Linked DNA regions of Homo sapiens: all the other regions are linked to region 5. Evidence: chromatin loops called from intact Hi-C (ENCODE). Cell type or tissue: mammary epithelial cell. All regions are shown on one strand. Each heading gives the region's core, and the rest is flanking DNA. Links, peaks and the distances in the headings are about the cores only.

Region 1 (4,552 bases), core at 370-4,369, 400 kb before region 5:
TGGACTTGAATTCTCTGACGGCAGGAAATGTCTTTTTCGTCATTATAACCCCAGAGTCTAATTATTTGTAAGTGAATAAGTAAATTCATACATAAATAAAGAATGAGTTACTGAGTGCGTTTTTATTTAACCAGTGCTCTCTATGGACTGCAGTTGTCTTTTAACAACAGTAGTCTGGGAGAGGCTATGGTCCCGAATATGCCCCATGTGTGCCTCTCTGGTCTCATAGCCTTCTGCTATTATTTGTGTGTCTCCAGAAGCAATTGGCTCAGGAGTTCCTTAACCTCTGCCTGCATACACTTGAATGTAGTTGACTTCCCAGCAGTTGCATGTCCTGCAGCCAAAGAAAATGCTCTGGTTTCATCCCATTTGCTCTTGGAATGCCATTGCCTCCCCCGACAGTTCCAAGGGTGCCTAGGTAATGCTGATGTTATTCTGTTCAACTCTCACTCTAGATTTCTTCTCTTGCTGAATTGATATCTCTGCTTGCCTGTTTGCTTGTCTCCTTGCTGTATGGCTAGGCCATATTGCAGATGAAGGTTTGGGGGTAAGGGCAGGGGGACTTTTCATAGTGTTGAGAAATAAAAATAAAATTCTAAGCCCCCCAACCAACTGAATGAACCTCTGCTTGGCCAGGGGGCCCCAGAAAAACCTTGAAAACTGAGTTCCCAACCATGACAGGATGGGACATCAGACACACCTCGTTACAGCCCCTCCTTTGATAATCACCATTAAGCTTTCTTCCCTAAGTGTTAAACAGAAACCAGCCCTTTCGAAGACTTGCTCTGCCACTGGTTTCAACCAACCGCCTGCTGCTACTCCTCCCTTTTTGTGGGCTTAACACAGAAACTGACCAGCATTCTCTTCTGGTAAGAAATCCTGGACCATGAAGTGGTTCTGGCCAGTTGATGGAGCCTGCGTGCTGAGTGCTTTCATGTCCTTTGCTTCACCTTTTGACATATAAAGTCTAATTGTAGTACATCTAAATGTGAAGCCTCCACCCAAAGCAAACATATAACATAATGTTAGCTTACTGCACATGTGCATGCCTCCCCTTCATGAATATTCAGAGCTCCTCCTACAATCTGTTGAATATGTCTACTTAGCCAACCTGTTCAGCATCAATTCCTGCCTCATCCTTCCCTCTCTCAAAATGCCTGCTTCCAGCTCTTGCCAGAGGCTACATTTCCAAGCCTGCAGAATGGCCAGCCTGCTGGAGGTAGCTCTTTATAAGAAACAAAGGTCTCCTTTCCAAATTTATTGATTCTTCAGTTGACAGTGGGGAACATGAAACCACTTAAAACTGATAATGAGACATCACTGTTCAAAAGTCCCCAAACGACCCTCCAACAGTGACTGGCTCCTGGGCTGTCTCAGTCCTTGCTCTCCATCCTGCCCCCACGTTGTTGGGGCAAATGTCTCCTGAGAACCTCTCCCAGCTCCCCCTTCCCTAAGTTCCAAGACCCTCACTCTCACTCTCCTGGGCATCTCCAAAAACTGAAATTCCTGTTGGCATATTTTATAGAACTCCTTAATGCTTTGATTGTCATTTTCCTCTTCTAGGCCCTGTTCAAAGAACCTCATTCATCTCAAAGGTAAAGTCCTTTCCAAGATTTTGCCTGAACCAGGGTGCCATGAAACCAGGTCTTGCTTTGAGCTCAAGCTATGATGGCATTTTGTCCTACATCCAGTTCTTAGGGTCCCTCCTGGATAATAGCTCCTGTATGTAAAAAAGAAATAGAAAATGGATTCCTTCCCATGCAGCTGGAGTAAAGCCCAGAGGTTGTAGGGTGGGATGAGATGGTTCCTCCTGCTCCAGGGATTTCTATGAAACGTCACTTCAACTTGATTATCACTGCTGCTGCCCTTGCTTCTGCTCCTCCTCTCTGTCACCAGGTGTATAGTTTCCTGTGGCTGCTGTAACAAGTCACCACAAACTTGGTGGCTTAAAACATCACACATTTATTCTCACAGTTGTAGAGGCCACAAGTCCAAAATTAGCTTCACTGGACTGAAATCAAGGTGTTGGCAGCACACATGCTCCCTCTGGTGGCTGAAGAGCAGAATCTCTTGCTGTCCTCTTCCAGCCTCTAAGAGCTGCAGTCCTTACACTGCTTGCAGGTGGCTTCCACCACTATTTTAGAAGGCATCAGAGTAGCATCTTGCCCTAGTGGTCACATTGCCTTCTTTGTCAGACCTCTCCCTGCCTCCTTCTTATAAGGACACTTGTGATTATATTTAGGGCCCACCTGGATGATCCAGGATACTCTCCCATCTCAAAATCCTTAATTTAAGCACTTGTGCCAAGCTTATTTTGCCAAACAAAGTTATCATTCATACATTCCAGGGATTAGGGCCTGGATCTCCTGTGGGGCATGATTCAGCTACCACACACCTGTCCTGCTGTGCTATTCCAATGGAGCATCCTGCTGCCTGGTACGGGATGCCTCTCTCAGTCCTCATCATAACGGCCCCTTGCGTTTCTGCTGACCTTCCATCCTACATGATTCTCCAGTCTCTCTGGCAGCATTCGGGGAGGAAGGATCGATCTGGTGTCCGCTCACTGGGCTGAGAAGAAACAGCTACCAGATGCGATTCCACCCTTGGGGCCATTATCCTGGAAACAACAGACATTTTACCTTTTATTATTTTTTTTCTATATGCTTTTCCCAAAACTTTTTGCTCTCTGGGCAAAAACCAGGACACATAATAAAATGGTAGAAAATGTAGCAGAATCTCAAACTGCAGGTGTTCCTACCAAGAGGTCAGCATAAATCCATCAACTGTTTGCTGAGCCTCTGCATGTGGGTTACACCCGTGTTTCATAAACAACTGTAGACATCATCAGGGTTACTTCCCACACTTTATTAAATTGGAAATGGCAACAGGAAACGGGAAAACAGGAGAGGGACTATATTGCTATTTAGTTCCTCGGCACATAAGAAAGTGATTTAGAGGGAACTGGGAGGATTTCTGACCCTGCTAATTTGCATTCTGGGATCTGCCAACTTTTTGCCCATGTCATCACTGATAGTGGGTCAGTGTTCTAAAATACTAAGAGGGAAGATTCATGAGTCAAATTGCCTGAGTACATACAAGTCATGGTGCAGCCACTCACTAGCTATGCGCCTTGGGCAAATGATGAACTTTTCTACTGTGCCTCAGTTTCCTCGTCTAGAATATTAGTATCTGTCCTGTAGAATTATTTTTGGAATCAAGTGAGCTAGTACATAGAAAGCACTTTTAATACTCCCTGGGCCTTAGCAAGCTGAACTATGGTGCTATAATAAAGGGAAAGGTATGAATACATTGAAGATGAGTAGACTAGGACTCAAATCTGAACTCCCATACTTACTACTGGGAGTACAACTTGCAGTAGATGAGGAGAGATCTAGCAATTAGACGATTTTTGGGGTCATCAGTATATGGATGGTATATAAAGCAATGAGATTAGAGGCAAGAAAGGAAGTGAATGGGGCTGGGCACAGTGGCTCATGCCTGTAATCCCAGCATTTTGGGAGGCCGAAGTGGGTGGATCACCTGAGGCCAGGGATTCGAGACCAGCCTGACTAATATGGTAAAACCTTGTCTCTACTAAAAATACAAAAATTAGTTGGGTGTGGTGGCGGGTGCCTGTAATCACAGCTACTTGGGAGGCTGAAGCAGGAGAATCGCTTGAACGTGGAAGGAGGAGGTTGCAGTGAGCCGAGATCGCACCCTCGCATTCCAGCCTGGGTGATAGAGCGAGACTCCATCTCAAAAAAAAAAAAAAAAAATGAAAGGGAGTGAGTGTACATGGAGTTCAAGGACTGAGATCTGGGTCTACAACATGAGACCTGGGTGAAAAACAGGAAGCAGCAAAAAGGGGACAAAGAAGGAGTGGGCCATAATACAGGGCATCAACCGAGACAACATGGCATCCTGGAAGACAAGTGAGGAATTGCCAGGGATGCAGTGACCAACTACACAAATACCAAAGTGAGCATTGATGAAGGACCAGTGGACTTAGCAACATGGAGATCATTATGACTTTGGCAAAAGCTCTCTTGTTAGAGTAGTGGACCAGAAGGAAGACAGAATGAGTTCAAGAGAGAATGGGAAGCGAAAAAGTAGGAGTCAGTAAGTTTAGTCAACTCTTCCATAAAATTTTACTATGACAGGGAGCTAATAAACGAGTCTCCAAATGCAGGGGTCCAGAAAAACTGATTTTCTATTTGTATGCCTATTTTTGGCTAAATGTGAGAATTAACTGCATGTTTGTAGGCTGACGAGACTAACCCAACAAAAAGGAAAAAATATATAGAGAACAGAGGGGAATTTCTGGAAAGTGTTCTTTAAAAGACAACAGGAGTGAGATCTAGTCCACAAAGTGATTGGCTTTATATATCGTCTATGCTGGTAGCTGAGAACAAAGAGTATATGGGTACAGATGCTGGTTTATGGAAAACCTCTCTGATTCTGTTTTCTTATCCCTAACTGCAGCTTATAATGCTAATCTCATATAGGTTATATGGGGACTAAATGAGTTAACATAGATGAGTGTCTGGTTTCA
Region 2 (4,552 bases), core at 282-4,281, 330 kb before region 5:
ACATCCTGCTAAGGGTATTCTAGAGATGGAGCTCTTTGTTTTAGCAAATATTTTCAGTCTATCTGCATAGAGCTCCAATAGAAAAGGAGATCAGACCAGCTCATCTGCCTTCCTCTGGTTCCCTCAAGAGCACTCCTCTCCTCAAATTGAGTAAAGTGATCCCAGTCTAGCTGCTTTAGCTCCTTCCTTCTGGGACCTCACATGCACAGGCTGTATTGTATGTGGAGATGTTGATAATGACAAAGCAGTGCAGCCCCCCCTGACACTCAGGAGCTGGCCTGGCCCCCACAGTTGGGCCTTAGTGTCCTTCAGCTGAGCATAATCAACTCCATGGGACACCAGCATCAGACAAGGCCACTGTGTACGTGGCCTATCACCATGATAGACCATGATGTGAACACAAGCAAAAATAGCATCCAAACCATAAAGTAATAGCCAAACATCCTTTTATCATAGCTGATAGGAGTGACTGCCACTTCTTTACTTATTACAGCTTCAGCCTTCTCATTCTTCCAGCCCAGTAGAGGAAATTTATTTAAACATCCTACCACAGACTTACTACCATCCCACTACTTCCTGGCAGCATCCAGGAAAAGCCAGTCTCCTTGAACCTTTCCCCCAAATCTCCTAAAACAAGCCCAAATCCTCAGTAAGTCCTTTCTAACGTCATCGGATAAAACCTGCCCCACCCTCATGAGTCTCTACGCTGAGTGTCCTCCCTTCTTGCAGAGAGCAACAAACCCACCTTTTTCAATTACAGTGTGTTCCTGGTGGTCTTAGGTTGTGGGGGCATTGACAATAACAAACAATCTTGAAGGTGATATTAAAGAATCAAAGGGATTATGACAATTGGACTGCCATAATCAGTGTTTATGCTTGGCCAAAGCTCCGTGATCAGCTTCTGAACAAGACAACTAACCCACTGATGAAAGTTTACCTAGAAGGCTGGAGAAGCCTCGATCTGTTAGCAGTTTTCTGCTCACCTCCGCAAACGGTGACCTGAGGCTCAACACAGCATAGGATGGGCACAAATGTCAAGATTCAAGGTCAATGGCATGTTTTCCCTTTCCTACCATTCTGCTCCTGCCAATAGATCCCAGACCTCTCACTCACCCTATCGCCCTGTACATCATTCCGTCGAGTTCACCTCCCACCACTTTCTTCTGCCTTCTCTGACCTACCCAAGGTGGATTGACTCCAGGTGCTCAGAGGGAGGAGGCAGCACTACCAGGAGAAAGGGATAGTCATGATCACCAAAGAGCATTCACCACCTGCCACTGTGCCAAGTACCTGCCATTTAAATCTCATACTAGTCCATGGGCGGGGTATTAGCATCTTCCCTGTTTTAGAAATAAAGAGACTAAAGCGTTATCACCTTGTCCAAGTGGCAGAGCTGCCTCACATGCCAAACTGTGTTCTTTTTGCAAAGCAATGCTGCCTCCCACAGGAAATTTACAACCATGGCCCTACCCACAGAATAGGATTGGTTCTAACAGAAATGAGGATCTGAGACCCCAAGAGGAGTTCTCATTTCCCTAGATGGTACAAAAGGGTCAGGACCAGAATAGGGCACAGTTATTCCCCAGTGCTGGGGTAAAGTGAGTCAGATAAGAGGGCACGGGGCAGGAAGACATGAAAACACAGATATATTTGGTGGTTAAATCCAATTTGTCTGCGGTCAGCCTACTTCAGGTGTCACAGCTCTGTGCTAGCACCTCTCTCTAAACCTATACCATTCTCACAAAGAGCAACTATGTTTCAAAGTCCCCATCAATTAAGCAATATCACCTTCATAATGTGTCCCTCTCCAGGAAAACTCTCACCCCCTAAATCCTCTTGCCTAAAAGCACTCAGATCTTGCAGGGTAATTACACTCGTCCTTTAAATTTTACAGCTGTCAGTTCCCATAGGGCAGGCTGTCTGGGCTCAAAGAAAACAAGCAGGTTAACTCAGCTATTAATTCTCAAATTTGAGGCTACCAGAACCTGTGTTGAAGGTAAAGACTGCCACCTTGTGGGAGAAGTGAGTGACTGGTGAGAGTCACTGAGACAATTAGGATTATCTAAGTAGAATCTTACAATCAGAAAACTCTTCAGGCTGAAGGAAAGCTTAGAAATCATTAATTCATCAACCTAGCAAATATTTATTGAGCAAATACTAGGTGCTAGAAACACTTGTGAGCACTTAGGGTACATCAGTGAACAAAACACAGGTCTCTGTTCTTCTAGGAGTTTACATTTTACTGGAACAAAGACGGACAATAAACAATAAACATAATGAATATGTAAGTTATAAAGCATGCTAGAAATTTATGAGTTCTATGAGAAAAAAATGTAAAATAGACTAGAATGAATGTCAAGAGTGAGGGGGGAGGAGGTGTTAGTGATATTAAATAGGGTGGCATTAAATACGGTGGACAGTTGACATTAAATAGGGTGGACATATTTGAGTAAAGAATTGAAGGAAGCGAGGACTTAGCTCCACAAACATCCCAGGAACATTCTAGGCAGAAGGAATAAGCGTCACAAGCCATATTAGAAAAAAGTTAACAAACTGGACCTTAACTAGATTTTTTTAAAACTTTGTTTTTTAAAAGTTTTTAAAAGTTTCCATTAAAGAAAATGGAAAGGTAAGTCATAAAATGAAAGAAAATATTTTTAGTACACATCTGAAAATGGACTTCTTTTCAGAATATATAAGCTTCCTACGAGTCAATAATAAGATCAAAAAAACTAATTTTTCTTATCACTTTTAAATGACATGTAATTGCACATATTTATGGGGTGAAGTGACATTTCAATACGTGCATACAATGCATAATGATCGAATCTGTGTAATTGGCATATCCATTATCTCAAAGGTTTATCATTTCTTTGTGCTGGTAATGTACAAAATTTTCTCCTCTCAGTACTTGAAAATATACAATAAGTTATTGTTCACTATAGTCACCCTACAATGCTATAGAACACTAAAACTAAAACTTATTTCCTCTATCCATATATATAATTTTGTATTCATTGATCAATCTCTGTCTCCCTACCCTTCTCAGCTTCTAGTAACCACTATTCTACTCTCTACTTCTCTGAGATCAACTTTTTTAGCTCCCACATGTAAGTGAGAATATATGAAACTTGTCTTTCTGTGCCTGGCTTATATCACTTAACATAATGTCCTCCAGGCTCATCCATGTTGCCACCAATGATAGGATTTCATTCTCTTTTATGGCTGCATTCCATTGTCTATATATCCCACATTTTCTTTATCTCTTCATCTGTTGATAGACACTTCGGTGGATTCCATATCTTCATTATTATAAATGAAACTACAGTAAAGATGGGAGTGCAGGTATCTCTTCGACATATGATTTTATTTTCTTTGGATATAGGTCCAGTAGCGAGATTACTGGATCATATGGTAGTTCTATTTTTAGCCTGTTAAGGAACTTCCACACTGCTTTCCATAATAGCTGTACTAATTTACATTCCTACCAACAATGTGTGAGAATTTTCTTTGTCGCTTATACACTGTTGGTGGGAATGTAAATTAGTTCAACCGCTGTGAATATCACTTTGGAGATTTCTTAAAGAACTATTAATAAAAACTGAATTACCATTCAACCCAGAAATCCCACTACTGGGTATATGGCCCACAGGAAAATAAATTGTTCTACCAAAAAAAAGACATGCACTTATATGTTCATTACAGCACTATTCACAGTAGCAAAGACATGGAATCAACCTAGATGCCCAATAATGGCAGATTGGATAAAGAAAATGTGGTGGTATGTATACACCATGGAATACCATGCAGCCACAAAAAGAAGAATGAAATCATGTATTTTGCAGCAACATGAATGCAGCTGGAGGCCATTATCCTAAACAAGTTAACGCAGAAACAGAAAACCAAATACTACATTTCTCACTTATAAGTGGGAGCTAAACATTGGGTACGCATGGACATAAAAATAGGAATGCTAGGCACTGGGGAGTATAAGAGGAGGGAGGGAAGGAGGAAGGAAGGGTTGCAAAACCACATATTGGGTACTATGCTCACCACCTGGGAGATGGGTTCAATCATATTCTGAAACCTCAACATCATGCAATACACCTGCACATGTAACCCCTGAATCTAAAGTAAAAGCTGAAATGTTTTAAGTTTCCTTTTATCTGCATTCTTGCTAGCTTTGTTATTTTTTCTTCTTTTTGATGATAGCCATTCTAGCTGGCGTGAGATAATATCTCACTGTGATTTTGATTTGCATTTCCCTAATCATTAGTCACATAGAGCACTGTTTCAAATACTTAGTGGCCATTTTATGTCTTCTTTTGAGAAACGTCTGTTCAGATCAATTGCCGATTTTAAAAATCAGATTATTTGGCTTTTTGCTGTTAAGTTCCTTGTATATTCTAGATATTAATTCCTTGTCAGAGAAACCGTTTGCAAATATTTTATCCCATTCTGTAGTTTGTCACATGACTCTGTTGATTGTTTACTTTGCTGCACAGAAATGTTTAGTTTGATGTAATCCCATTAGTCTATTTTTGCCTTTGTT
Region 3 (4,552 bases), core at 367-4,366, 250 kb before region 5:
ATTCTCTTAAAATGTTTGATAATATACAAGCAGTCTGACTCCCAATGCTTTGTGTCATTATACAAATAAGAAAATAACTTGCTTTAATTCTAATGCAGCATTTTTTAACCTGCTAAATAGAACTAACTTCTTGTTTCTGAAATCCTGAACATATGCCTCATTGAAATACCATTTTCAGGACATCGTTTTCCCAGCAAAAAGCTTCTTTAGATAACAGAATCATTTGGTATACACAGAACACGAATGATGACTGCAAGGGGAGGCTGCAGGGCTGGAGGAGGGTTAGAGCAACACAGTTTCCAGTTACAGTTGAGTCCTGGAAGCCAGCACCAGAAAGAGGGGAATGATAAGACCCGCCCTTTGTTCTGTATAAAGACTTGGGGCTTTTCTTTGAGTAGCGGCTGCTGCCCTGCAAATTAACAAGGAAATAGAGAAAGTGTCAGTATTGGTGTATGGAATCTACGCTCAAAAATATATGTGCAGTATTAGTCTCTTTTCTGGTTAGCGCGGAGCGAGAAGCCATGAGCAGCAAAGTCTCCCGTGACACCCCGTAGGAGGCGGTGCGCGAAGTCCTGCACCGAAACCAGCGCAAGCACCCCAAGTTTCTGGAGATGGTGGAGTTGCAGATCAGCTTCAAGAACTATGACTCCCCAGAAGGACAAGCGCTTCTCGGGCACCGTCAGGCTTAAGTCCACTCCCTGCCCCAAGTTCTCCATGTGTGTCCTGGGTAACCAGCAGCACCGTGACAAGGCCAAGCCTGTGGATTTCCACCACATGGAAAACGAGGTACTGAAAAAACTCAACAAGAATAAGAAACTGGTCAAGAAACTGGCCAAGAGTATGATGCATTTTTGGCCTCAGAGTCTCTGATCAAGCAGATCCCACGAATCCTCGGCCCAGTCCTAAATAAGGCAGGAAATTGCCCCTCCCTGCTCACACACAAGGAAAACATGGTGGCCAAAGTGGATGAGATGAAGTCCGTAATCAATTTCCACATGAAGAAGGTGTTATGTCTGGCTGTGGCTGTTGGCCACGTGAAAAGGACAGACAATGAGCTTGTGTGTAACAGTCACCTGCCTGTCAACTTCTTGGTGACATTGCTCAAGAAAAACTGGCAGAAAAACTGGCAGAATGTCCGGGCCTTATATATCGAGAGCACCATAGGCAAGCCCCAGTGCCTATATTAAGGCACATTTGAATAAATTCTACTGCTACCAGTATAAAAAAAAAAAAAGCAAATTGTGCACACTGTGGAGAAATGTACATAGTATATAGGAAGTTATAAAGTGGAAAGTAAAAGTCTCTTAGTCTCCCCATTTGCACTTTCCATAGAAAACCAACTTTGATAGTTTGAGTTCTCTTTCCAGGAATGCAATGAACACATGCATGCTGAACCTGCTCAATATAACTAATTCCTATTTCTGCAATCCTGAGCACACACGTCATTGAAATACCATCTCAAGACATTCTTTCCTGAGCAAAAAGCTTCTCTAGACAACAGGACCTGCTGCTGCCCTGCAAATTATCCTTAGATGTCTTTAGATATCCTTTTATCTAAGCACAAATGGAATCTGCAACGTGCGTTCTTCACCTAACATCATATTTTGAACATGCTTCCATATTGGTACACAGGGAGTTAACTCATTCTTCCTTGTGGATGAATTCTTATTGTACGGATGGAACACAGTGTTAGCCAGGTTTCCTACTGATGGCTATTACATGATCAGAGTTTAAGTGGTGAAGAAAAACCTGTCCTGACATGAAGACATCAACAGAGGGCCTGCCCAAAATATGGACCCTATTCATAGTAAACAGTATCTGGCCACTGGGTTTGTAAAAACAGAAATTACTGAATTCTTTTAAACCAACTAAAAGATGAATTTTAAAATTATGAAACCATCTAATGTTGGCTTGGAAATATATCCCATGGCTCTGGACTAGTGGCCCTGTCCTTAAAAGTTCCTGACTCCATTTGAATGCTGGTCCTCTCTTTTTTGCTAAAGAAATCTGACCCACAGGTTTGTATTAGTGCTCCACCTACCGGACATTTTCTACAATTGCACCTGTGATGCAGTTAATGTCCCAGACTCGATTCACTCAAAATTTAAAATTACTTTTGCTTTCAAATAATTAACTAATTAACATAAGGTTACATTTTTCTTTACTTTTTTAAAAAATAAAATAACACATAATTAGATACACTAATAATGACAGCCTCCCTTCATCTTTTTCCAGTTTCTATTCCTTTGCCTAGAAGGAACCCACAGTTAGGTGCTTGGAGTTTACTTTCTCAGACCTATTTCTATCACTTACATCCATTATCATGCACAAATAGAAACATGCTGTTTTGCTTTCTTCTGGTTTACATGTCTCGGTTCATGTTCTGTGCATTGGTTTCTCACTTTGTAGCTTAAAAACCTTTTCTTGTCAATGTGAGACTATACTTGAGGGGGTAACTGCACTATTTGCAGTTACTTTGATTTTTAAAATTGATTCTTGTTATTACATTTATATACTCAAAAGCCTAATTTTCCCATGCCCTTTTATTTAATTTATAAATCACATTGTTCTATTTAAAAACCTGGTGAACTCTGACAATAACTCTTAAGGATTTGTCACACTTACTTAATTCCTGTGATGTTTTAAACTCAAGTTATTTCAGGTTAAGTTATTATTATTATTATTATTCTTTGAGACAGGGTCTCATTCTGTCACCCAGGCTGGAGTGCAGTGGCATGACTACAGCTCGTTGAAGCATTGACCTTCCCGGGTTTAGAGAATCCTCCTGCCTCAGACTCCTGAGTAGCTGGGACCATAGGTGCACACCAACATACCCAGCCAATTTTTTGTTTGTTTGCTTGTAGAGGCGGGGTCTCGCCATGTTGCCTAGGCTGGTCTTGAATGCCTGGGTTCAAGTGATCCTCCCGCACTGAACTCCCAAAGTGCTACGGTTACAGGCATGAGCCACTGGGCAAGGCTTCAGGTTATTTTCAACTTAAATATTAAAATATTACATCTTTTTTAAAAAATATTTTAAATGACTTTAAATTAGCAAAACTTTCTCAATTACTTGATTGTAGTAAACCTAATAAATGTATAAAATTTAATCTTAATTCTTTTACAAATTCCAATACTGGTTCAAAACTTAGTAAAATTCTCTTATAACTTCCTACTAAAAATCCCAAGCCTAAAATCAGTTACTTGGCTGAGCATGGTGGTTCACACCTATAATCCCAGCACTTTGGGAGGCCAAGGCAGAAGGATCACCTGAAGTCAGGAGTTTGAGACCAGCCTGGCCAACATGGTAAAACTTCATCTCCACTAAAAATACAAAAATCAGCCAGGCGTGGTAGCTCACACCTGTGGGCCCAGCTACTTGGCAGGCTGAGGCAGGAGAATCACTTGAGCCCAGGAGGTGGAGGCTGCAGTGATGAGCCAAGATCAAGCCACTGAACTCTAGCCTGGGTGACAGAGCAAGACTCCATCAAAAAAAAAAAAAAAAAAAGGAAGGAAGGAAGGGAAAAGAAAATTTTCCAGTAGTGCTGGCTTGCTCCTGTAGTCTCAGCCACTTGAAAGGATGAGGCAGGAGGATCACTTGAACCCAGGAGGTTGAGGTTACAATATGCCATGATCACACCACTGCACTCCATGCCTGGGTGACAGAGCGATAACCTGTCTCCAAAAAAAAAAAAAAAAAAAGAAAAAGAATTAGTTACTTAATAGTAACCCATATACTGGCATCACAGGTTTAATCCAACAGCTGTTCTTATATGCTACATTCTCTAAAATATTGCCAATAATTAAATACCAAAACATACAGATTGTCCCTAAATTTACCACAAAACTATTAATAAAATGGGTGGATTTACATCAACAGTTGTTTATTTCATTTGAAACCTTTGCAGATTAAAAGCCCTTTACCCCACTATTCCTAAACAAGTAGAGATGAGTAGTCCTGTCTCTGTGGCCTGGGGCATTTAGGATAGAGCCTTCCAGCTAAGTTAAAAGATCTGATGTTTGCCTTTGGCCCTTAGTGCCACACTGAGTCCTCATTCCAGTACTATATGTCTGTTTTCTCATATCATCACCAATCCTGCAGATTAAAAGTCTACTGAATTTTTGGCCAATATTATAACCTATAAGCGCTAAGGTTGGTTTTTTCCCCTTGGATTATTCATGGGGTCTTCTGCTTGCTGTATGATTATCCTACCATTGTCTTTAAGGGCTATATTCTACTCCCTCCAGTAAGTGTACCCTTTGATGTAACTGTTTACTTGTCAGTGGATATTTGAGTCCAGTTCCCAGTATTTCAGTATTATAAAGAATGCTCTGGAGAACATATTTGAGCATATAGGCTGTATGTGCATTTCAAATCACTTGTTTGGAATAGGGCACCAAAAGTACCCTAAAGTGTGACCTAGGTCAAAGACTGTGATATTTTTCTAATTCTTGACACATATTGTCAAATTGTTTTCCCAAAGCACTTTATCAATTTACAGTGACATCAAGCATTGAATAACATCTCTAAAACATTTTTCTGCTATGTTTTAAT
Region 4 (4,552 bases), core at 378-4,377, 520 kb before region 5:
TTGATGGAGGCTAAAAGCTACCTTAGTTTAGATATACTAATTCTATAGACATGGAGACCTGTGGCATGGAGGCCATAGGATTCATCTCAGCAGCAGGAAGAAGGCTGGTAACTGTCAGATGTTGTTTGATTCATTTCAAGGAGTCTGCAGACTTAGGGTGGCTATGATTTCTTTATTGTTGAATGCAACCAGTCAGCATGGCACGCTTTGCTGTGCTTGGCAGAATTCTCTGCTTCTTGAGGTATCTGGTAAACAACTGGATAATTGCAAAAGGAGGAGATGATACAAGCGTCATCAGTCTAATCAGACTAATTAGAAGAATGCAGTTTCTTTTTTTAAAACTGTTTACTTGCTTGTAGAAACCAGAAAGAGTATGTGTAGTTTTGTTGCAACCAAAACACCACCTGCTCTTTAAAAATGGTGACACCATCCAATCAAGAGCATGGTCTCTTTCAAAACCAAGCAGGAATTCTTACCTCCCAAAAGGATACCAGTGAAAGATCTGGAAGGAGGAAAGTCAGAGAGCCCTGGCTCTGCTCTGATCTTTTATCTTCAGATGGTCCCAGAAGCATTTTATTTTAATTTTATTTTTGTGGAGACAGTCTTGCTTTGTTGCCCAGATTGGTCTTGAATTCCTGGTCTCAAGAGATCCTCCGACCTCAGCCTCCCAATGTGTTGGGATTACAGGTGTGAGCCGCTACCCCTGGCCCCAGGAGCATTTTAGCAGCTGAATAGGATGCAGTGGTGAATGTATTATCTGTTGCAGGGGGGCGTAGGAGGCCTCTCCAGAGATAAGGAGATCTAACAGAGGCACAAGCATCTCGTGATTTGAAGCCCATCATAAAACTTCCCATTTTAGGTATTGACAACAATGCCAAGAGCAGCCACAGGTATCACAAACTGGGCACATTCCTATGGCTGGTGGCAGTTTCTGAGGTTATGGAAAGCAGTTTGTCAGGCTATATAGCAAGGGCTGTAAAAAGACCATGATGCTCTTTGCCGAATAATTTCCATTTTGGGGAATCTAGGTGAAGGAAGTAAGCCAAACTGTGAAGAAATCATCATGAAGAGGGAGGTGTTTTGCAGTATTAGTTATGATAGTGAAGCACTGGAAACAGCCTACATGTCCAGCTGTAGAAGAGTGGCCAAGTGAGTTATGACACATCCATGCGTGGAAGATCACATGGCCCCTGAAATGATAACTAGGTGACAGTCCTAATTTGTTGACAAAAGTTTCTAAGATAATGCATTTGAAAGGGGGTCAGAAAATGATGCATGTATTATCCTAACTGTGCAAATCAGGGGTTAGTCAGCAAGCTTTTCCCAAGAAGGGCCAAGTAATAAATATTTTAGGTTCTGCTGGCCATACACAGTCTTTGTCGCATATTCTTGTTCTTTTTCACCTTCTTTTGCTCTTTCATCTTACTCTTATTCTCCCCCTCCTCTTCCTCCTTTTCAATATTTTCAGTACACATTAGCCATTATCTCACTAACCTTAGAAAAACAGACCTTGGGCAGTGGTTCCCCTACCCCTGATCTAGGAATGTGCATATTTAGAAAATAAAGGCTGGAGATAGTGACTGTATGCGATTTAGAGTAAGAGTCATGGTGCCCTTTTTAGACAGCTGTCTTGGTTTATATGAGTTGTTTAACTCCAACACACAGACACACATGCTCAGACAGGGATCCTGGCATGGCCCTCACTCACTTCTTCTTTGTGCTCTCCCAGACTCAGAAGCCTTGTAGGTCAGAGAAAGTCAGGCTGACCTAGGCCTTTCCAATGAACATTACTTGCTATTTATTTTAGTGAAGATACACAAATATTGTAATTATGGCTTTGGCATCTGCAGGCAAAGGGGAGAATCGTGCCCTTAGGAGGGGATGCTGTGGTGATTGCGAGCATCAGCCCACACCCTTCTGAGGCTCCTTCCTAGTGTGCACCAGTGATGGTATTTGATTTGGCAGCTGCACCTAGATCGATTTAAGAGTTTGTTCTCTATGTCTACATCTAGACAGCTAAGCACTGCTAGAGAAAAGCTACGCACCGGGTACATTGGGTATCCCTACAAACTTAGGATCTCCTGTCTCAAATGGACTTGCCATAGTCTGACAAATCTTTTCTTTTATTTCTTTTGTTTTCTTCCTTCTCTTTCTGTTTTTTTTCTTTTTCGACACCCCCCACACTTTCCTGCAACAGTCTTTTCACTCTGATACGTCCATTTTCCTCTACTTCACCCCTCTCTCAGCAGATGGCTTTACCTCCTTCTTCTCAGAGAAAATAGAAGCCATCATGCAACTTCCCATCATCAAACTTCCAAACACACCTGCTCTCAAACACATCCATCCCTTCTCTGCAGTGCCAGAAGCAGAGGGATTCCTGCCTGCTCAGGTTGATCCCGCCAGCTATATTCTCAATCCCATTCCTTTCCCTGATCCTGATAAAATGGATCATCCCCTTTCTTTTCCATGTCTTTATTCTCTTCCTGTCTCCTTGACTTTCACTCAATACTTAACCAGGCTCTGTTCTCTCCCTTCTTCAGAAATAAAAGCAGAAACTCTTTACCCACACTGCCTCTTCCCTATAGCTCTCCTTCCCCCACACAGGCTCTCAGAGGAGTGATCTGCGCTTGCTGCCTGTGCCCTCCTCTCCTGCTGACTCTCCGGTCCACTCCGATGTGGTTTCCTCCCCCATGACTGCACTTGTTTCAAGTTGGCAGTGACCTCTCTGTGCAATGCAGACAGCACATTGGTTGGTGACAGCCGACCATTCCTTCCTCCTGCAAACACTCCTTTTGTCCCCTAGGTGGCATCACACCCACATAGTTACCTTCCTACTTCTCTGCCTCATCATCTTGGTCTGGTTTGCTGGCCCCTCCTTCCACCACCCATCTTTGTAAATGTTGAAGTCTTCCAGACCCAGCCCTAGGCTGTTTCTCTCTCCAAGCCAGCCCTGGGGATAAATGACCATGGCTAAGCTGCTGGCTCCCTAAGGTACATCCGAAACCCAGATATCTGAGCTCCAAACATACTGACTCCTACACAGTCTTTCCATTCAGTGTCTCTGGCAACAAGACCAACATCCAGCCCATCTTCTCTTTCCTTCCAGAGCATCAGCGCTCCCTGGCACTGCCCTTGGAGCCCTTCCTTGCCTCTACCTCTCGTGTTCAGCGCTTTCCGAGTCCTGCTGCCTCCTATATTATGCCTCCTGTGTCTCCTATATTACATCTCCATCATCCACCAACTCTCCACCAATCCTGCCCCCTTAGGCCACCCTCATGGGCCATGATAACAGCCTCTGCAATGATGTCCCATCCACGTTGGCACCTGTCCAGTCTATCCTTTACACTGTGCCAAGAGTGCTTGCGTTCAGAGAGAAGTCGGGTTGTGCTCCTCGTGTGCTTTCAGCCCCTTATTGGCTACCCCTCGTGGGTCCCCAGGCCCCTATACAGTACATCCCCGCCTTCCCTGGAGCTGTCCCTCCCCAGGTCCCCAGGCCCCTATCCAGTGATCCCCCGCCTGCTCTGGAGCTGCCCCTCCCCAGGTCCCCAGGCCCCCATCCAGTGTACCCTTGCCTGTCCTGGAGCTGCCCCTCTCCAGGTCCCCAAGCCCTGTGTCACTCCTAGGTGGATGATCTGTTTCACCTGAATAACACTGAAGACCCCAGGGCTATTTTATAGAGTATAGGTAGATTTAGTAAGTATCAGTAGGTAATATTGAATCATTCTTTGTTGAATTACTAACTTTATATTTTTTTCCAGTGGAGTTGGATTAAGTTTCCTCTTTTGCTGGATATTGATGATCATTGTGGTTCTTACCTTTGTCTTTGGTGCAAATGTGGAAAAACTGATCTGTGAACCTTACACGAGCAAGGAATTATTCCGGGTAAATATGATTTTCTACCCATTATGAAAGGACTTGAACAGAAACTTGGATTTCTTCATATATTGTGCATTACTTTAAGAGCAGTGCAAACTTATAAGCAGTTTGGTTTAAATTCAGTAAATTTCTTGAAATTATTAAATTCAATAAATTTTCAAATATTCAATAAATTCAGTAGATCCTTTCTATTTGTAAGAGAAAAAAAAATATGGGAGCGTCCTTATTTTCTGATCATAAGCGAAATCAGGGTCAGGAGTTAAAGTCCTGCCGCTCAATGTGGATTGCAGTATTTGGGGAGAAAAGAATTTTCCTCAGCAGTAGTTTCCAAATGTGGCTGGGAACATCAGAAGATCAGTTCCCAGGTTCCTCCCACACACCCTGGGAGATTCCCAGGTGACAGAGGTGTCCACACAGATGAGCCCTATATTTGAAGGGAAAGAGACTGATAAGCGGATGACTCGTGGCAGAGGGCTGACCTGGCACACGTCTAGTAGTGCCACCAGGAAATGAATTCAAGCTTCGCTTTCTCCCTCTCAGTCCAACTCCCACCGACTCCGGGGGACCAGTTGGCAGTTTTGCTTTCTTCATTAATGAGGAAATTTTGTTGTAAGTGTCTGGCTTCTAATTGTGGCTTTTCTGTGTTTTTTTTTTCTCCAGATTCTGATTTTTAAAA
Region 5 (4,552 bases), core at 153-4,152:
TTGCTATAAAGGAATATCTGAGACTGGGTAATTTATAAAGAAAAGAGGTTTATTTTGGCTCACTGTTCTGCAGACTGTGCAATAAGCATGGTGCCAGCATCTGCCTCTGGTGAGGCCTTAGGAAGCTTTCACTTATGTCAGAAGGGGAAGGGGAAACAGGTGTGTCGCATGGTGAGAGAGGGAGCAAGAGAGAGGGGAGGAGGTTCCAGGCTCTTTTTTGTTTGTTTGTTTTCTGAGATGGAGTCTTGCTCTGTTGCCTAGGCTGGAGTGCAGTGCTCCGATCTCGGCTCACTGCAACCTCCACCTCCCAGGTTCAAGCAATTCTCATGCCTCAGCCTCCCAAGTAGCTGGGATTACAGGCATGCGCCACCACGCCTGGCTAATTTTTTTGTATTTTTAGTAGAGATGGGGTTTCTCCATGTTGGTCAGGCTGGTCTTGAACTCCCAACCTCAGGTGATTTACCCGCCTCGGCCTTCCAAAGTGCTGGGATTACAGACGTGAGTCACCGTGCCTGGCCTGCCCAGGCTCTTTTTAACAACCAGCTCTCCTGTGAGTGAACAGAGCAAGAACTCACTCATTACTAGAGGACAACACCAACCAATTCATGAGTTGTGCCCTCATGACCCAGACACCTCCCACTAGGCTCCACCTCTAACATTGAAGGTCACATTTCAGATTTGGAGGGGACAAACATCCAAATAATATTATGTGGTTATAGAAACACATCCTGAAGCTATGTGTTCTGTCTCCTTGGCAGGGATTAACCTAGAGTCACTCACCAAGTTGGGGTAAAGTGGGTGGAGCAGCAGTGGCAATGCATGAAAAATAACACCCATAAAAAATCCCTATACTGCTCTGTGCTGAGCTCACAGTAGGCAGTTAACAAGCAGTAGCTGAATGGAAGAGGGGCACTTACTCCGTGGGCCTCTCCGGACTGTCATACTCAGGAGGCGGGTCTTGGGCTCCTCCTGCACAGGCTCCTGGGGGTTGCCAAGGTGGGATTTTTCGGACACCATTTCCTTGGGGACAGCAGTTGGTGGCTGGAGGAAGAAGGTCAGAGGTTCAGAGACTCCCAGGACTTTATTTGAGTCTGTTCCTCTCTTGGGAAGATGGGTCACCAGTGAGGGGACAGGCCTTAGTACTATTCACATCTGGATAACCACAGTCTCTGTCACCTGACTCACTGTGAGTACCCACCAGGGAAGAGGTGCCAACCCAGAATTTCTCTAGAAATGCTTTTGTGAAATTATCAAGGCGTCCCCAAATAACGTTATTATTTTCACTTTTTCTAGGTAAAATATGTAGAGCTCTGCAGGAATTTGGAGGAAAGAGAAACAGGAAAATCAGTTTGTTCCCAACTTCAAATAGTTTGCAAACAGCAGCTAAAGTGTTACTGGGTAATTCAGGGGCAAATATTTAGTCCACCCTTTGGACACCCCCCAAGAATAGCCTCTGGTTCCTTCCCCACACTCTCAGTGAAGGAAAACAAGGAAGCAGAATTTGCAATAACACCTTTGAGGACAGATAGACTAAAGCTTGCCTCCAAACTCAGACTGACTGTGGGACTTTGGGCAAGTTAGTTAACTTCCTTGTACACTGCTTTCTTATCTGTAAAAGAAAAATAATAAAAAGAGCCCATTTTTTGAGATGCTACAATGTTTGAGTCACTGTAGAAAGCACAGAGATTCTGACGTAAATAGATGGCCCGGGATGGAACTTATTTAAACAAAAAGTCCCCATGTGATTCTGATTCTGGAGTGCAACTACGTTTCTTGCAATGCTCCCAACCTATAAAGTTCCAAGCCTGGCCCATAAATTGCTCAGCATTTGAGAGCTGTTATATTCCCTTCTCCATCCTTGCCCCTTTCTCCTCTTCAGTCTAAGCTCCGTGGCAGCCTTGGCACTAGTCACCCACTTGCTCACTGTGCCTGTGACTGTGGAGCTAAAGGCTTGAACCCTTTTCATCTACTGCCTCCACAGCCCCTGGCCTTGGGCTGCACGGCTGCAGACTGACCCCACAGGAAGGGGTTAAAGCTTCGGAGCTGTGTCTGGCTGTGGGTCTCCTCAGTCCCCAGGAGTGGCCAGAGAGCTAGCCCACGTGGCCAGGCAGTACCTCCCCAACCACCTGGACCCTCCCTTGAAAGGCTGAAAGTGACTCCTCTGCCCAGATTGCCCCGAGGAGTGTGCTGAGCAAGGGGGGAGCTAGGAGGGAGGTCTCTTCTGTCTCCCTATGACCTCTTCATCTCTCCTGGCCACCCCTCTCTGCAGCCCCTTCACGTGACTGCTGGCTCAAAATGGCGCTTCTCTCCCCTCCCTCCCCTGCTGGCATCTTGATTGTTCCAAGCAGAGCTCCCATCCACAATAGCTGCTTCCCTGCCTCCCTTCTCAGAGGACAACTTCTTACCAAGGACTTACCTTGAAAAGATTTACCCTGCACGGGATGCTCCCAGCCTAGGAGGGGAACTCCTGCGGAGAGGTGGGGGAGGATCTGCCAGCAGGCTCGGGAGAAAGGAGTTGGCTTCTGCCTCAAAGACAGAATTTGGGCTTGGAGTTGGAAAAAGAGGGAGTTTCCCAAGATTTGTAATCGTGTACTGCCATCTACTGCCCATCATAGTCCATGGCCTTCAATGAAGCACTAAAACAGGCTCCTTCCATCTTTTCTAGAGTCCTCTCTCAGGAGATGGGAGAAAACTTAGAGTAAAAATGCTCTAAGTATGGACCCCCGCCTTATTGTGAGGCTCATCTATAAGTCTCTGAATCAGGCTCCTGCACCCTGGACCACCCATCTGCATCCCCGCCTCACAGCCCCCCAGAGCAGGCCAAAAGTTGGTACCAAAAGAAGGAAGGCTGCCCTTGTGGATTCTGTATGGCCCTGGGGATGCAGGCGGGTTGTTGATCAATGACAATACGCAGACACAGTTTCTTGTCACTTCTTACCTGTTTCTTTCTTGGCTGTCTTCGAACCTTTGAGTTCTTATTCTGTCTTCCCATGTCTGCATCCTCATCATTTTCAATGAACTCCTTTGTGAAAATGCAAAAGGGAGAGAATCTTAAGACAGGAAGAGAGGTATGACTTTTAGGTATTAAAATTAAAACTCCCATCTTGACCCTGGGCTTCTATCCAGTAATGCTGAGTGTGAGTTGGGGGACAGTTAACAATCTGTGCGGCTCTCATCATCCACTCTTCTCAACATAGACATGTTTTCGAAAAGTCGTATCCATATTGGACCATCATACACGAGATGATGTTGGATCTTCCATTGTTCCAGGTCCTCATTCATGCATACAGCATTTATTGAGCATTTACTATGTTCCATGCTCTTGGGACACAGAATTGAAAGCCACATGCTGTCTGCTCTTAAAAGTTACAATCTAAGAAAGGCGACTAACAAGTGAATCTGCTAGGACAGACATCACAATCATATTAGGGATTTCACCGGTTAAGTTTTTCTGCTTTCCAGCCTTACCAGCAGGAAAAGGATAATAATGATACATGTTACATCATCACAAATGCTTCAAGTTAAAGGAAATTTTGGCAGATTTTTTTTTGAAAAGGAAAACAATCCTTTAACAGCGCAAACTTCGTTTCCTCTTTCCACCTTACGCTTTCTAATATTTTAGTCATAAAATGTTAGAGCTGAAAGCTCTAAAGTCTACGAGCTCTAAAATGTTTTAGTCCTAGAGTTTTATAGACTGGGGCACAAGTGCCCCTGGGTGAACAAAAAGTTGCAAGATAAACAGAACCTCTCTGGGGTACACAAAACTTACTAGATTTTTTTTTCCTAAAATTAGGATTTTTTTGTTTTTATACTGAAACAAATTCGGAACACAAAGTATGAATTTTAAGGATATATAATTTCAAAGAAATATCATGCAGGTTTCTGGGCCAGACCTCAATTACTCCTGACTGCCCTTGGCCACTGGGGTTAGGGAAGACATGAACCGCAATAACAGAGGACGGAAGTGAGGTCGAACGAGAGAATAGCCTTGGTTTGGGCCTTTCCTTTGTGTATGTGACCTGATCTCTGACTTGTCCTCTGAGCTGCATCCTCACTCTGGACTCCTTCTTTGGGCCTGACTAATAGGGAGTGTTCTTAGTTCAGGGGATTCGCCAACTTAGATTACAAGAAGATAATTATATTGAGGTGTGCAAGCATGGCTTTTAATTCAATTCTAAGTTTTTACTGACTTAGAATGGACTTGTGAGAAACCTACGTAATGTTTTGCTTTTCCGTGATGTTTTCATCCTCTATTCTAACTATCCAGTAGGACTTCAAATAAGATAGAACGTAAGTTCCATGAGGGAACAAGGTTTGTTTACTGCTGTATTCCCAGGGACTACAGGCACAAAATATATTTGGTTATATGAATGAATAAGCAAATATAAATTTATGTGGGTTTGTTGGTACTTGATCTTGCTTAAAGTTTTTTTTTTTTTTTTTGAGATGGAGTCTTATTCTGTCGCCCAGGCTGGAGTGCAGTGGCATGATCTCGGCTCACCGCAACCTCCGCCACCCAGGTCAAAGTGATTCTCCTGCCTCAGCCTCCCAA
Region 6 (4,552 bases), core at 401-4,400, 480 kb before region 5:
AGGTTTCACCATGTTGGCCAGGCTGGTCTTGAACTCCTGACCTCAGGTGATCCGCCCGCCTCGGCCTCCCAAAGTGCTGGGATTACAGGCGTGAGCCACTGTACCTGGCCCACTAGTCCACTCTTGATGTACTTAAATTGTTTCCCCAACTAGCCCAGCAGTGCCCAACCCTAGCTACATAATGGAGTCACCTGGGGCAACTTTTCAAAAACACTGGTGCTTGGACGTCAGCACCAGAGGTTACGGTGTAACTGGCCAGGGATGGGGCCTGAGCATGTGCAATTTTACATTTCCCCTGGTGACTCTAATATGCAGCCAAGTTTGAGAAACACCGCCCTTAATTAATTGAATTAGAATCTCTGGGGTGTATCCTAAGTAATTTCCAGGCAATTCTATGTGTAACCTGAGTTGAAGACTACTAATATGGCCTCTATATGTAGTTCACACAATTAAGAAATATTTATTCATCATCAACTATGTCCCAGGCACTGTGCAACACATTGGCTAGGGGAGACATGAACTAACCAACTAGGTTTCACATCTTAGAAGTGCAGTGAAGTAGTGGAAACCAAGACAACACATTGATGAGTGTTGGAGATGACACAGAAGGCGGTGGGTGGGGGCAGCCAGGGGACGTTTGCTGGGGTTGAGTTTCTAAAATATATATACATCAAGCATCTACTGTGACATACCAAGTCTATTTCTTATAAGGGCTCTGAGCCTTTCACTCACCCCCTCATATAGCTCTCACTACATCCCTAGGAGGTAAGTAGTTTTATTCCCAATTATAAACCAAGGGACTTGAAAGTCTGGAGAGGTGAGTTGTACACAGCTTGTTAAGAGTCAGGACAGCAGAGAAATCCAGGTTCACCCAATTCTAATGCTCATGGCGTTCAATTTGTAAACATCACAGGATAGGCTGGGATTTGTCACAGACCATTTTTCACCAACATTTTAAACTAACATCACCATATAGCTGACCAGTGATTTTAAAGATGAAAATCTGTGCTACCCAAAGGGTGACAGGTGGGGCAGAGGCATCTGCTTCTGCTGGGGAGCTTTAGAAATGCTAATTCTTGGCCGGGGACGGTGGCTCATGCCTGTAATCCCAGCACTTTGAGAGGCCGAGGAGGGCAGATGACCTTAGGCCAAGAGTTTGAGACAAACCTGGCCAACATGGCGAAACCCTATCTCTACTAAAAAATACAAAAAATAGCTGGGCGTGGTGGTAGGTGCCTGTAATCCCAGCTACTCAGGAGGCTGAGGCAGGAAAATCACTTGAACTAGGGAGGCGGAGGTTGCAATGAGCCAAAATCATGCCCCTGCACTCCAGCCTGAGCGACAGAACAGGACTCCATCTCAAAAAAAATGCTAATTCTCAGGCCCCACCACAGACAAACTGAACCAGAGTATCTGGGGTGAGGCCCAGAAATGTGTATTTTAACATTTCCATGTGTTTTATGCAGAGTAACATTGGCCAAGCAATATTTCAGTCATCCTAAAAGGAAAGGCTTTGTTAAACCTTAAAGCAGATAATTCTGACATAGGCTACAATATGGACGAACCATGAGTACATTATGCCAGATAAAATAAGCCAGTCACAAAGGACAAATACTGCATGATTCCACTGATATGAAGTACCTAGACTAGTCAAAAATCACAGATACCAAAAGTAGAATGTTGGCTGCCAGAGACTATGGTGAGGTGAGAATGGGAAGTTAGTTTAATGTTTACAGAGTTTTAGTTTTATAAGATTAAAAGAGTTCTTGAAGTGGACAGCAGTGATGGTTGCATAACAAATGTAATTAATACTACCAAATTATACACTTAAAATTGTTAAGATGGCATATTTTATGATATACGTATTTTATTTGAATTTTATAAAGAAATTTTAAAAAAGAAAAGGAAATTCTTTTCACCAAAAGGTGCTGAAATAACAGCATATCCATGAGAAAAATATGAATATCTACTATTACTTGATACAAAAAAATGAACTGAAATTTGTTTATACACTGAAATGTAAAGGGTGGTTTCTCCCTAATACTGGGGGTGCTCCTTTCCTTCGACAGTGACATAATCTATTTGTTCTAATTCAGTAACTGCTACATCCATCTTTATTAATCAAGTACTCACCCACACCCAGGCCTTCCTCATTGATGGGTCACCAATCATGAGGGCTGGGAACAGTAGTAGAACTCAGCCACTGAAAGAGTTCATTACAGTTCACAAATTCTAGCAATTAATCATATGATCTTCCATATTCAATAAGCCAAACCAGGGAGTGGTAGAAGCAACAGATTGGAGTCACCCTCTTTGTGTTGTCACTGATGGTGTCAAATAATGATGAAACCAGTGAAGATTCCCAGGTGGTAGGGTCAATTTAAAAAAAGAAAAAGAGCAGCGGTTGAGAGATTTTATGGTGAAATCATAGACATAGAGAACCGATCTCCCTGAATCCCTGCCTCTTCTGTCCTGATTTTCTCCAATCACCTCCTCCAAGGGGAATGTTTCCTCTGAGGATCAGCTGCATGTAATGCTCACATTGTCTGCTAAAGATGTGTAGGACACAGTGCCGATAACATCATTTGTCTAGTAATTTTCTCAGTCACATCTTCCAAAGTCTATCTTACCACTTAAAAATGACGCCAACCTGAGACCAAGGACATGAAATGTGCATTGAATGTTTTGTCCATTAGCCCACTACTGGGGGCACCATTGCTGTGAACAGTACGGCATCGTCTAATTACAAGTGAACCGGATACTAAGCCAAGCAGAGAATAGTCTCCAGTGCCACTACGGTGTGGCCGGAATCTGCCAGCTTCACAGAATGGCAACTCCATGATGACAGTTGTCAATTGCCACTGCGTACCAGTAATGGCCACCAGGTGACAGCAGAGGACCAACGTATTGTATTTGCCAGACAAAGTCAGGCCCCACCCCCAGAGCTAATGATCCCTGTCACCTTTAGACTGAGAGATCAACTGTGGAGAGGAACCAGAGGAACCACAGTCCCAGTAGGCCATTTTATTCTCTGTGGCACTCAGATGAGGTTTAACTTTTGAGTCTATTGTGTTAGTGGCAAGATTACCATCTCCAGTCCAATAATGGATTGAGGCAGTGATGCTGGCCACCAGGGCTGGAGGGTCCAGTCACCCACTTGGCTTCATGTTGTCTCACCTCATATGCATCCCTTCCATGGCATCCACAAGGGTTACAAAAATGTCTCCTGAGGCTGCAGTAGTGGCTGTCAATAGCTTATAGCCCCATAGAGGAGTGTCCTTAATATACCGGTCAGTTGTCACCAACCAGACAGCTTGCTGGCTGTACCCAAGAGTAGGTGAAAAAGGCATGTCTGGTTCTTACGAGCACTGAATAAGGCAAAGGTAATGGCTTTCCATATAGCTCATTGGGCTACGGGCTCCTCCTGCAGCAGCTCTTCCAGAGTTGTCTCTAGGGCTAGATGGCTGCTGCCACCAGGTGGACACCAGCACTTTTAGTCTTCAGTAAACCAAGCCCCAGCATCCTCACAGACTTCCTGGGAGTGGTCTCCAGGTAGTCAAAAGCTGTCCCTCTGAGTAATCAAGAGAGGGACAAGAAGACCCTAAAGGTGAGGTCTCAACTTACTTGTGTAAGGAGAATTATCTATGAGACCAGACTTGCCCTATGAAGTGTTCCACTTCCATTTAATATGAGAAATCTGTGCATTTTCGATTCTGCCCTTAGTACTTGAGGGGAACCTGACAGGTGGGGCTTTAGTTTTTACAAATAAGGCAAATAGTTGTCCAATTAATCAAATGGATGGATTTAAACTGGTGGCATTGACCTACATGATCTCCACTATACATTCCTGCACTTACGTTCAGCAATTCAAAGGTTATTTGATTTGGGGGGCATTTTGGACACTAGGACAATTATTGACATTTTTCACAATTATCAATCACACCTTCTGCAGAAAAAATTTAAGTGATTCCAGATGATGCATAAATTATGGCATCTAGCTGCTTTGAATAAAATGGCTAAGAAAAATATGAGCATAAAAATCCTTTGCTAGGTGACACAGTTTGGCCCTATCTCCACCCAAATCTCAACTTGAATTGTATCTTCCAGAATTCCCAATGTGTTGCAGGAGGGACCCAGGGGGAAGTAATTGAATCATGGGGCCCAGTCTTTTTCCCATACTATTCTCATGATATTTAATAAGTCTCATGAAATCTGATGGATTTATCAGGGGTTTCTGCTTTTGCTTCTTCCTCATTTTCTCTTGCCGCCACCATGTAAAAAGTGCCTTTCACCTCCCACCGTGATTCTAAGGCCTCCCCAGCCATGTGGAACTGTAAGTTCAATTAAACCTCTTTTTCTTCCCAGTCTCAAGTATGTCTTTATCAGCAGTGTGAAAATCGACTAACACAGTAAATTGGTACCAGTAGAGTGGGGCGTGGCTGAAAAGATACCCAAAAATGTGGAAGCGACTTTGGAACTGGGTAACAGGAAGAGGTTGGAACAGTTTGGAGGACTCAGAAGAAGACAGGAAAATGTGGGAAAGTTTGTCACT
Region 7 (4,552 bases), core at 339-4,338, 170 kb before region 5:
TCCATTTTACTTCAATTTCTCAGTCTTTTCTCCAGTTCTCCAAGGTTAACTCCATTAATTCTGTCAGTGAGCATTGGAGTTTCTACCGTCTACTCTGTAGTAGCTTGTACTACAGAAAGACGTTGGCAATGTGACATGTGGTCTCTAGTCTCAAAAAGTTTACAGTCCAGTATGTAATAACATCTATGCTAGGATGGAAATCCAAATAGGGTATAGTGGGAGCAAAGGGAGTTACACGGTCAGCTCCACATTAAAGTGTCAGGAGTGGTCTCTTTGAATTGATTTCTGAGAGAAGAGTAGGCTGTGGTTGTCAGGATGTGGTTAGTTCAGAGATTCCCAGGCTTATATATAAACCAGTTATTAAAAACTCAAGTGGTGGAGGCCTTAAGGTGTGCCCAAATTTTTCAGGTAAGGGTATTAAAAGTGCTGTTTACTTTTATGAAAGAATTTATTTATACATTTATTTATACAGATAGGACATTTTATGACCCAAAACTCTTAAGTGGGAAGAAGCTTAGAGTAATTTGAATATATCCTTTTTTAAAAAATGAGTGAGTATAGCTTTATTGTCAGTTTTCCTTCCCCCCTCCGCCATTTTTCTGCATACCTGTAACAATTTATTGACTGGCATTTGAGAAGATTGGCTTAGTGGAGAAAATATTGAATTGAGACCTGTGGAAGAAGGAAAAGGGAATTTAATGAGTTCTTACTACATGTCTACATTGTTTCTTTTAATCTTCACGAACTACTTAAGCCAAATATTATCCTTCATTTAAAGTTGAGGAAACAGTCTTAGTGGTTAAGTAACTTACCCAACTCATTCAATTAGTAATTAGTAGAGCCTGAATTTTAATCTTAGGATTTTTTTTCCCCTTCGGAAGCCCATGGGTTTTGCATTACCTTACTAGTTCTGCTACTTATTGGTAGCTCTATGATTTTATGCAAAACAGTTTACCTGTGGGTCATCATTTTTTCCATCTGTAAATTTGATCAGCTACTTACTAAGGTTTCTTCACTGAGTATAAGTCTCCCTTGATTAAATTAAAGCATTGTCTGAGTGAGTAGACAAAGTAAAAATGTATTTGGGGGAATAATATATGTGTTTTTGTTATGCCGTTTTCTTATCTATTTTTGAATGTACTGTATCGTCTTTAAGTGACATACCACTTTTGAGAATCAGTTTGAAACCAGGCTGTAATACTTGATTTATCACTGTAGAATGTCTGAGACAGAAAGTCAGTTATAGGTTGGGTGCAGTGGCTCATGCCTGTATCCCAGCACTTTGGGAGGCCGAGGCAGGTGGATCATGAGGTCAGGAGTTCAAGACCAGCCTGGCCAAGATGGTGAAACCTCATCTCTACTAAAAATACAAAAATTAGCTGGGCATGGTGGCGGGGTCCTGTAATCCCAGCTACTCAGGAGGCTAAGGCAGAATTGCTGGAATTGGCGATTGCACTCCAGCCTGGGCGACAGAGTGAGACTCTGTCTCAAAAAAAAAAAAAAAAAAAAAAAAGAAAGTCAGTTATAAATCCTTTTAAAATGTGGAAGATATCATGTTACTATTTGTTAATTATGTGCGTCCTTTTATATATATAAGTTCTTTGTTGAATTTGTGAGGCATCAGAGTATATAACTTTATAGGTCACTAGGAACCTTTATATTTTACTGTAGAAGAGTGCTCTTCAAAATGTGTCCTGTGACCTATTAGTAGTAGGTCATAAATCTCTTTTGTGGGTCCGAAACAGCATTAAAAATTTAAACCGAAAAGTAAATACTAGAGTACATCACAGATAAGAGAGGGAAATACTGTTCCCTGAAATTTGTTTGAAGTGTTTGTGATGCGTGTGAATCTGGATTGCACTATATTTCATACTGAAGGTCATGGTTAACAGTATTTGAAAAACAGTTTTCTAGAGCAACATTTCTTAACCAAAGCATTATTGACATTTTGAGGCAGATGATTTCTTTTTTATGGGGGCTGTCCTGTGCGTTGTAGGATGTTTAGCCACATCCCTGGGTTTTATCCACTAGGTGTCAGTAGTACATTTCCGGTGGTGACAACCAAAACTGCCTCCAGATCTTGCCTTTTATCTCTGGGGGATGGGTAGTGGGGTGGCAAAATTACTGCCTTGGTGAGAGCTGTTGCTTTAGAGCAAGTGTTCTTTCTGACAATTTACTCTCTTGTATCTGAAAAGATAGCTTTATTAATGGGACTAACATTGTGTATGTAGAAAAGTCATAGATGTTAGAGTTTTAGGGACTTGGTCTCGGTTTTGTTGTTCACTAGTTGTATGATGTGGGGTAAATTTTCTTCCTGAGACTCTGTTTGTTAGTCTGTAAAATGAGGATTTTGATATCTACTTTTTAGGTTGTTTTAAGAATTAAATATATAAAAACACTAGGGTAATTTCTCACACATCATTGGCTTCCTTCCGTATGTCCTAGAACCATTAGTGTCCAGGTTTTTTTTCTCCATAAAGTCTATATGTGAAGGCAAACAATTTTAAAAACTATTTATATAAACAGATTTCAAAAAAGTTAAATTGTGTATATTCTGTTTATTCTTTTCTTTCTTTCTTTTTTTTTTTTTTTTTTTGAGACGTAGTCTTGCCCTGTCTCCAGGCTGGAGTGCAGTGGTGTGATCTTGGCTCACTGCAACCTCTGCCTCCCGGGTTCAAGCAATTCTTCTGCCTCAGCCTCCTGAGTAGCTGGGTCTACAGGCGTGTGCTAACCACGCCCAACTAATTTTTGTAGTTTTAGTAGAGGTTAGCAGAGATGGGGTTTCACCATGTTGGCCTAGATCTCTTAACCTTGTGATCCGCCTGCCTCGGCCTCCCAAAGTGCTGGGATTACAGGCGTGAACCACTGTGCCCGGCCCTGGTTATTCTTTTAACTGCTAAATTTACTAACTTTAGGTACCGGGTTAAAAATGTTTGCACTTTTCATGTGGAGAAAAACTGAGTTGGGTAGTATCTTTAAGGACTTTTCTCTCTGTTGCTCTTTTTTTTTTGGCTTTGTTTTCACTTCATCAAATCAACAAACATGTTGAGGATTTAATATAGATAAAAATCTTATTTCTTCAACCTGTTGTACAAAATATTTTGTATTCTCCACCAAGAATTTAACTTGATCTGTTGATCTGTTGATCATTTTTTCCCAGCTTTATTGAGGTATAATTGACAAATAAATATTGTATATATTCAAGGTGTACAATGCAATGCTTTGATATACATGTACATTGTATAATGATTACCAAAATCAAATTGACACATCCATCACCACAAACGATTACCCTTTGTGTGGGAGTGGTAAAGACACAGAGGATGTACTCTCAGCAAATTTCAAGTACATAATACAGTATTATTAGCTATAGTCACCATACTGTACCTTATATCCCCAGAACGTACTCATCTTAGAACTGAAAGTTAGTGTTCTTTTTTCAGCATCTCCCCATTTTCTCCATCCCCTGCCCCAACAACCACCTTTCATATTCTCTGCTTCTGTGAGTTCTACTTTAGATTCCATATATAGTGAGATCATACATTATTTATCTCTCTGTCTCTGGCTTATTTCACTTAGCTGTCTTCCAGGTTCATCTATGTTGTTGCAAATGACAGGATTTCCTTTTTTATGACTGAATAATATTTTATTGTATATATCACATTTTCTTTACTCATTTGTGGACAAGCACTCAGGTTGGCTCCATATCTTGGCTATTATGAATAATGCTGCATTGAACATGGGAGTGCAGATATCTCTTAGAGATCCTAATTTTATTTACTTTGAACATATACTCAGGAATGGGATTGCTGGAACTTATGAAAATTACATTTTTAATTTTTTGAGGAATTTCCATACTGTTTTCCATAATGGCTGTACCAATTCCTTTCTAATGATATTTTATTTTGGTCTGAATACAGAATTAATAACAGAAAAGCCTACTAAATAAGCCTTACAGATGCCTAGGTAGGGCTTATATTCTGTGTTCTTTATATTAACTTATTAAATTATCACAGGTAGCCAGGTGCAGTGGCTTGTGCCTATAATCTCAGCAACTCAGGATGCTGAGTCAGGAGGATCGCTTGAAGCCAGGACTTTAAGACCAGCTTGGCCAACATAGTGAGACCCCGTCTCTAAAAAATAAAAAAGTAACTGGGTGTGGTGCACACCACACCTGTAGTTCCAGCTATTCGGAAGGCTGAGGCCAGCAGGAGGATCACTTGAGCCCAGGAGTTTGAGGTTGCAGTGAGCTATGATCATGCCACTGCACTGCAGCCTGGGTGTCAGAGCAAGACCCTGTCTCAAAAAAATTCTCACAAGAACTCTGTGAAGTAGTTAATATTATTAGCCCTGTTTTACAGATGAAGAAACTGAGGTACAAAGAAATGTAATGACTTGCTGGTAGAATGGATTTACACCTAGGCAATCTTGCCCTAGAGTCAGTGCTTTTAACTACTGTGCTAGGTTAGCTGGATATAGATTCTACCTGTAATTTAGAGTCTCTTTATATAGTTACTATAGTTAATTTGACTGTCAGTTTGTGGCATGAAAC

The links. A loop is a pair of places that touch in the nucleus more often than their neighbours do. Peaks named below come from ENCODE experiments on the same cell type or tissue, not always from the same donor. Only the 100,000 strongest peaks of a DNase experiment are listed, where the experiment ranks them.
Region 1: it touches region 5 in a loop (13-fold over the local background); 23 of 110 quality-filtered maps call a loop at or near these places.
Region 2: a loop joins it to region 5, with 11 times the contacts of the local background. A loop is called at or near these places in 20 of 110 quality-filtered maps.
Region 3: a loop joins it to region 5, with 9 times the contacts of the local background. A loop is called at or near these places in 13 of 110 quality-filtered maps.
Region 4: it touches region 5 in a loop (17-fold over the local background); 39 of 110 quality-filtered maps call a loop at or near these places.
Region 6: it touches region 5 in a loop (18-fold over the local background); 47 of 110 quality-filtered maps call a loop at or near these places.
Region 7: a loop joins it to region 5, with 20 times the contacts of the local background. A loop is called at or near these places in 74 of 110 quality-filtered maps.

Annotation. Positions count from the first base shown.
Region 1 is chr4:15,880,299-15,884,850 of GRCh38, reverse strand. No RefSeq gene overlaps it. Among named protein-coding and RNA genes, the nearest start is that of FGFBP1, 56 kb to the left of the region's middle. In mammary epithelial cell, for the core only: a CTCF peak has its summit at 2,048 (motif pointing left); a DNase peak (open chromatin) is centred at 2,030.
Region 2 is chr4:15,803,258-15,807,809 of GRCh38, reverse strand. All of the region lies in intron 1 of CD38 (CD38 molecule), which reads right to left. Among named protein-coding and RNA genes, the nearest start is that of CD38, 27 kb to the right of the region's middle. In mammary epithelial cell, for the core only: CTCF peaks have their summits at 1,451 and 2,014 (motif pointing left); a DNase peak (open chromatin) is centred at 1,999.
Region 3 is chr4:15,727,597-15,732,148 of GRCh38, reverse strand. BST1 (bone marrow stromal cell antigen 1) reads right to left here. Exons shown (of 9, transcript NM_004334.3): 9 at 1-409. The coding sequence ends at 304. It also overlaps the pseudogene RPL10AP7. Among named protein-coding and RNA genes, the nearest start is that of BST1, 27 kb to the right of the region's middle. In mammary epithelial cell, for the core only: a CTCF peak has its summit at 2,048 (motif pointing left); no DNase peak of the experiment used is centred there.
Region 4 is chr4:15,999,826-16,004,377 of GRCh38, reverse strand. It overlaps PROM1 (prominin 1), which reads left to right. Exons shown (of 28, transcript NM_006017.3): 14 at 3,759-3,882. Among named protein-coding and RNA genes, the nearest start is that of FGFBP2, 39 kb to the right of the region's middle. In mammary epithelial cell, for the core only: a CTCF peak has its summit at 2,802 (motif pointing right); a DNase peak (open chromatin) is centred at 2,787.
Region 5 is chr4:15,477,193-15,481,744 of GRCh38, reverse strand. CC2D2A (coiled-coil and C2 domain containing 2A) reads right to left here. Exons shown (of 37, transcript NM_001378615.1): 3 at 2,939-3,022; 4 at 918-1,041. Among named protein-coding and RNA genes, the nearest start is that of CC2D2A, 9.6 kb to the right of the region's middle. RefSeq lists an enhancer at 2,193-2,843. In mammary epithelial cell, for the core only: a CTCF peak has its summit at 2,597 (motif pointing left); a DNase peak (open chromatin) is centred at 2,534; H3K4me3 peaks cover 939 bases; H3K27ac peaks cover 704 bases.
Region 6 is chr4:15,954,779-15,959,330 of GRCh38, reverse strand. No RefSeq gene overlaps it. Among named protein-coding and RNA genes, the nearest start is that of FGFBP2, 6.1 kb to the left of the region's middle. In mammary epithelial cell, for the core only: CTCF peaks have their summits at 2,879 (motif pointing right) and 3,474 (motif pointing left); a DNase peak (open chromatin) is centred at 2,900.
Region 7 is chr4:15,647,623-15,652,174 of GRCh38, reverse strand. All of the region lies in intron 1 of FBXL5 (F-box and leucine rich repeat protein 5), which reads left to right. It also overlaps a transcript of FAM200B not described here. Among named protein-coding and RNA genes, the nearest start is that of FBXL5, 5.5 kb to the left of the region's middle. RefSeq lists a silencer at 3,418-3,517. In mammary epithelial cell, for the core only: a CTCF peak has its summit at 2,027 (motif pointing right); no DNase peak of the experiment used is centred there; H3K27ac peaks cover 1,121 bases.